2 separate regions of the Homo sapiens genome follow, and region 1 is linked to region 2. A link is a loop called in an ENCODE intact Hi-C map of the cell type or tissue named here. Cell type or tissue: heart right ventricle. All regions are shown on one strand. Links, peaks and the distances in the headings refer to the core of each region. The heading gives the core; the rest is flanking DNA.

What was found. Peaks named below come from ENCODE experiments on the same cell type or tissue, not always from the same donor. Only the 100,000 strongest peaks of a DNase experiment are listed, where the experiment ranks them.
Region 1: it touches region 2 in a loop (2.1-fold over the local background); 4 of 110 quality-filtered maps call a loop at or near these places.

Annotation. Positions count from the first base shown.
Region 1 is chr20:36,029,400-36,032,211 of GRCh38, reverse strand. It overlaps CNBD2 (cyclic nucleotide binding domain containing 2), which reads right to left. Exons shown (of 12, transcript NM_001365709.1): 12 at 1,512-1,855. The coding sequence ends at 1,564. Among named protein-coding and RNA genes, the nearest start is that of NORAD, 20 kb to the left of the region's middle. In heart right ventricle, for the core only: no CTCF peak of the experiment used is centred there; a DNase peak (open chromatin) is centred at 1,771.
Region 2 is chr20:36,083,455-36,086,266 of GRCh38, reverse strand. No RefSeq gene overlaps it. Among named protein-coding and RNA genes, the nearest start is that of NORAD, 34 kb to the right of the region's middle. In heart right ventricle, for the core only: no CTCF peak of the experiment used is centred there; no DNase peak of the experiment used is centred there.

The sequences.
Region 1 (2,812 bases), core at 231-2,730, 54 kb after region 2:
ATCAGGCTCATACCTGAAATCTCAGCACTTTGGGAGGCCAAGGTGAGAGGATCACTTTAGGCCAGGAGTTTGAGACCAGCCTGAGCAATTCAGTAAGACCCTGTCCCTACAAAAAAAAATTTTTAATTAGCCCTACGTGATGGTGCATACCTGTACTCCCAGCTACTTTGGAGGCTAAGGCAGGAGGATTGCTTGAGCCCAAGAGTTCGAGGCTGCAGTGAGCTATGATCGTGCCACTGCACTGCAGCCTGGGCAACAGAGCAAGACCCTGTCTCAAAATAAAAAATAAATTCAACAAACAAAACTATAATGTTGAATATGCTTTTCAAACTAGATCACCCCCATTCATGAAAGCCATTGATCTTGTCCAACTTGCTCATTTCACCACTGGGGAAACTGAGGTACAGATAAGGGAATCAAAGTGCTCAAGAGGGTCCAGTGAGACACAAGCACACCTGGGACTGCCAGAGCTCCTGGTGCCCAGCTCAACGCCCAGGCATTCCTCAGAGTCTATGCCTTGCCAGGGACAGGGTGGGGGACTTGGAAGCGGGCAGGCTCCTGTGCCGCCATGGCCTCCGCCAGGCTCCTCAGTGCTCTCAGGCTAACCTATGGGGTTCTCGAAGGGAAAGAGGTGTCTGGAGCTTGGTCTGTGGTGCTGAGGCTGCTGGAGACAGGAACCCTGAGTTGTAGGCCCAGATCAGTGTTGGGCAGCTCCAGATTAAAGACCCAGCAGAGAGAGTGAGGAGCCCTCTTTCGTTCAGACTCTGCAGCCTCCTTGTCTCCACCTCCTCTATCACAGCTACTCACTCCTCATCCTGGACCTGATGCCTGCTCCTGTCATGCTGTCCCATCAGCGTCTCTCTGGCTCCTGTACCCTCCTCCCAATCAGTCGCAGCCTCACTTCCACTCTCTGACAGGGACCCAGCCCACCACCTGCAGGCCCATGTGTGTTTTGTTTGACACTATTTGAAAACAATCTGAATTAGTTGCTCATGTTTAAAAACTGGTAGGAATCATCTAAAATATTGAATTTCTTGATTCTCTTGAAGAATCTACAGACTGACGATATGAGGCCCGAATTATTTTCTGACAGGGCAGCAACTGACTGGGCTAAGGGGCAGCTGCCCCATCTGGATGGGGAACTTACACAGTGGGCCCCAGCATCTCCACCATTCCCCGTTGCCTTCCCAGCCCTTCTGCTGCCCTCCTTTAGATGACCTGTGTGGCCTTGGAAGGCATTTGCAACCCTAGTCTTGACCACTTTGATTTGAGCCTCCCCCACATCCAGCTTATCAGACAAGACCCTCCTACCCTGAACCTATGCCCAATGATTAACCCGTCCACACACAGCCTCTGACCATCCATTCACTCAGCCCAGCCCTCAAGCATCAAGGGAGACTGTGCCCCCATTGCTGTCCCCCAAACACCTCTGTGGACCCACAGCTCAGCCCTCCAGGCCCCCTTCCTCCAAGTCCCACAGCTCCCATGGTGGTCATTCAGAAAGCACAGCGCCCAATCCACCATCCTTTATTTGTCCTAAATAAGGACCCCTGTGCTCTTACACTAAGCCAAGAGTTCTCGGATTTTGTACCGAGGTGCTTTGATGGCTTGGACAATCCTCAATGGGGGGAGGTATTTCTGGGGTGCCATAAAAATAGGATAACGAGGTTTAGTCGTCTTGTTGATGCTGCACAAATCCAGGACCACAGACTTAGGGTTGTAGATCTCTCTCTTCTTGGGCCGGTTTGGAGTGAACAGTTGACTTTGGCAAGGCTCCACGAGCAGCTGCAACAGGTCCTTCCGAAAGATATTCCAGCTGTTCTGCTGGAGGAACTTCTGGCACATATCTTCATCACTAAAGGGCAGGCACAGAAGCCGAGGTTCTCATGCCAGTCCCGCCCCTCCAGCCTTGCCTCCTGCCACTCTCCCCTCCCTAAGCATGTGGCGCTTCATTCTGCTTCTCTGACCCTCCCAGACTCTCCTTCTGCACCCTTTCCCTTTCCACAGTTTTCTTCCCTTAGGCCTGTGCTGTCTCATGTAGTAGCAATGGGCCACCTGTAGCTACTGAGTACCTGAAATGCAGCCAGTCTGAAATAGAGATGTGCTGTGAGTGTAAAATACACACCAGATTTCACAGACTTAGAACACAGAACTTAGAAAGTAAAATAGCTCCTTAATCATTTTATATTGATAAATGGATAAAGTGTGGTATATACATATTACATGATTCGGTTTACGTGAGATGTCCAGCACAGGCAGGTCTGTAGAGACAGGAGGTAGACTGGTGGCTGCCTTGGACTGGCCATGGTGGTCTGGCTCTGCCCTCCCCCTCACCTCATAGTAAGTGCGGCTGAGGAAGGTGGAAGAAGGACTGAGGCCTCCTGAGACCACAGCAAGGCAAGGTGGTATAAAGCTTCAACTAACTCACCTGTACTCTCTTACCTAAGCAGACAAGCTGAATACATCATTAACAAGTCAGAACATTCATTCTTCCAGCCAGATTATATCGACAAAGATAAAGTCAACTTTGATCCATAGAGATTGGCTTAAGAAAAAACTCAGAGGTCAGCATGGCTACAAGCTAGTCCTGTAGCATCAGCAATATGACAAAGCCAGCTGCCACCCGCTCATGAAAGCTGACCGTGTGCACCTCTTCTCAACTCCATGCTTGTGGCAGCAGGTTGGTAGTTTGAAACTGGCCATGGTGGGAGTATTTACACTATGGAAATCAGCAAACACTGCAAGCCAGGGTCCTCCTCCGGCATCTTGGAGAGCTGGTTGTTAAACATCCATGAGCACACTACTGGGTAGT
Region 2 (2,812 bases), core at 155-2,654:
TGTTGTTGCCACTTTATAGCTGGGGAAACTGAAGCTCAGAGAAGGTAAATTCTGTCATTTGGACAAATTAGTAAAGTCTTCTATGGTGCAGTTTGGTGCTGTTTCTACTTCTCAGAGCTTCCTCCTCTGCACCTTCCAGGACCTCCCCAGTCCTCCTAGGAGTGATGAGTAGAGACTTGCCCAGACTACTTAAGGGAAGGACTTACACTTGTCCTTCTCCTGGGGAAGGGAAAGGTTCCTGAAAGGTGAAAGTTAATTTCCACCTCCCCTCCCCACCCACCAACTCACACACCCTAAACCAGGACCTTGTGGTGACCCGCGCTGAAGGCTTACAGAGTGAGTCATGCGGGGCTGACCTGTCAGAGTCACCCAAGCACAAGATACTAAGCTTAGTTTAGAGGGGTGGAAAAGTAGGCAAAGTGCTCTCATCCTCAGGAGCACAGTCCACTTGCAGCTTGTGCCCCTCACTCCTTTCATCCCAAAATACTGCAAACATTTGGGAACACTGTACAAGGGCCTTAGAGCAGAGGGAACACATGACAAATAAGAGTGAGTCCAAGGAGTTGAGATTGGAGTGGAGCCTTAAAGAGTGAATTCAGCACACAAATTAGGTAGAAGGGCCCTCCAGGCTGCAGGAATGCCCTAAAGCTTAAATATATTTGGATTCCATCTAACAGGCAGTAGGGAGCCATGGAGTTCACTATGGCTTTGGAGACTGTCTGAGTTTGAATCTGCCTCTGTCCCTTCCCAGTGGTTTGATCTTGGGAAAGTTACTCAACCCCTGTGGTTGACGTATTATTTTTCTCCATTATTTGCCCTTCCCTTGGCCAGTAAGAGAATTATCCATCCTAGCCAGTTGCCATGTGACTTGTGTACCTTCCAGAGGAAGGAGTGCACTTCCCCAGCCCATTGTCAAGCTTAACCACATGACTTCCTTTGGCCAATGAAATGTGAGCTAGAGAGATACATGCCAGTTCGAAGCAGAAACTTGGAGTGCCATTGCATGTTTGAGTCTGAAATCTTACTTTTTTATCTCTGCCACTGGAAATGTTGTGTCTTGGATAGGGCCTGCACCTTCAGCCTGGACCCTGGAATGAAAAGACACAGAGCAAAGCTGCAGTGAATCTACAGCTGTGATGTGTAATGTGATGAAGAAAGCAATTGGCTTTTTGTAAGTCACTGAGAGTTTGGGGTTGTTTGTTATCACGTCATACTTAGCAAATGCTGACTGGCACACCTCTCAACAGTAGGTGATTTTAGTAGCATCTACCTCACGGCACTGCTGTGAGGATTAAATAAGATTATCTCATGAAAAATGTCTAACCATTTCATCAGAGATTTATATTATAAAATGACCACTCTGCCCACACATAAATGGACACTGGATAAACAACAGAAATAGAATTTGCAAAAGAGTAGCAAAAGATGATGCTATATAGTGGGCTGAATAGTGTACCCCGCAAAATTCATGTCCCCTCAGAACCTCAGAATATTAACTTATTTGGAAATGGGGTCTTTCCAGATGTAATTAGCTCAAGATTTTAAGAATAACTCATCCTGGATTTAGGGTGGGCCCTAAATCCAATGACTGGTGTCGTTATAAGAAGAGGAGAAGACACAGGGAAACAGAATATAAAACGATGTGAAGATGGAGAGAAAGATTAGTGATGTGTCCACAAGCCAAGGATTGCTGGCAACCGCCAGAGGCTAAGAGAGAGGCATGGGAGGTTTTCTCCCTCAGAATCTTCAGAAGGAACCAGTGCTGCTGACACCTTAATTTCAGACTTCTGGCCTTCTGAACTGTGAGAAAATAAATTTCTGTTGTTTTAAGCCACCCAGCTTGTGGTAATTTGTTATGACAGCTCTGGGAAACTAATACAGATGGATTGTTTTAAAATAACACTGAACAACTTGTTAATCATTTGGAAAAAAAATAAAATGGCTTCCTACCTTGTAGCATACATTAAAATAACCCCCGGTTAGATTAAAGACCTGAATTTGAAAAGCAAAACTTTATGATCTTTAGAAACTAAAGAAAATCATCTTCAGGACCTCAGGGTAGGGAAATAGTTCCTTAACAAGACGCAGTCACAAATTGTATTACTCTGAGTTCTCCAGAAAAACAGAAGTGTTACTGGAAAGGGGTCTGGATCCAGACCCTAAGAGAGGGTTCTTGGATGTTGCACAAGAAAGAATTCAGGGCAAGTCCATAGGGTAAAGTGAAAGCAAGTTGTGTTTTTGTTTGTTTGTTTTTGGAGTTGGGGGGATGGGGGGAATGGAGACTCTGTCGCCCAGGCTGGAGTGCAGTGGCGCGATCTCAGCTCACTGCAACCTCTGCCTCCCAGGCTCAAGCAATTCTCCTGCCTCAGCCTCCCAAGTAGCTGGGATTACAGGCACCCACCACCATGCCTGGCTAATTTTTGAATTTTTAGTAGAGACGGGGTTTCACCATGTTGGCCAGGCTGGTCTTGAACTCCTGACCTCAGGTCACCCGCCTCGGCCTCCCAAAGTGTTGGGATTACAGGCATAAACCACCATGCCCAGTGAAAGCAAGTTTATTAAGAAAGTAGAGGAATAAAATAATAGCTACTCCTTAGACAGAGCAACCCCCAGGGCTGCTTGTTGCCCATTTTTATGGTTATTTCTTGATTATATGCTAAACAATGGGTGGTTTACTCATGCCTCCCCTTTTAGACCATATAGGGTAACTTCCTGACATTGCCATGACATTTGTAAACTGTCATGGTGCTGGTGGGAGTGTAGCAGTGAGGACGACCAGAGGTCACTCTTGTCGCTATCTTGGTTTTCCTGG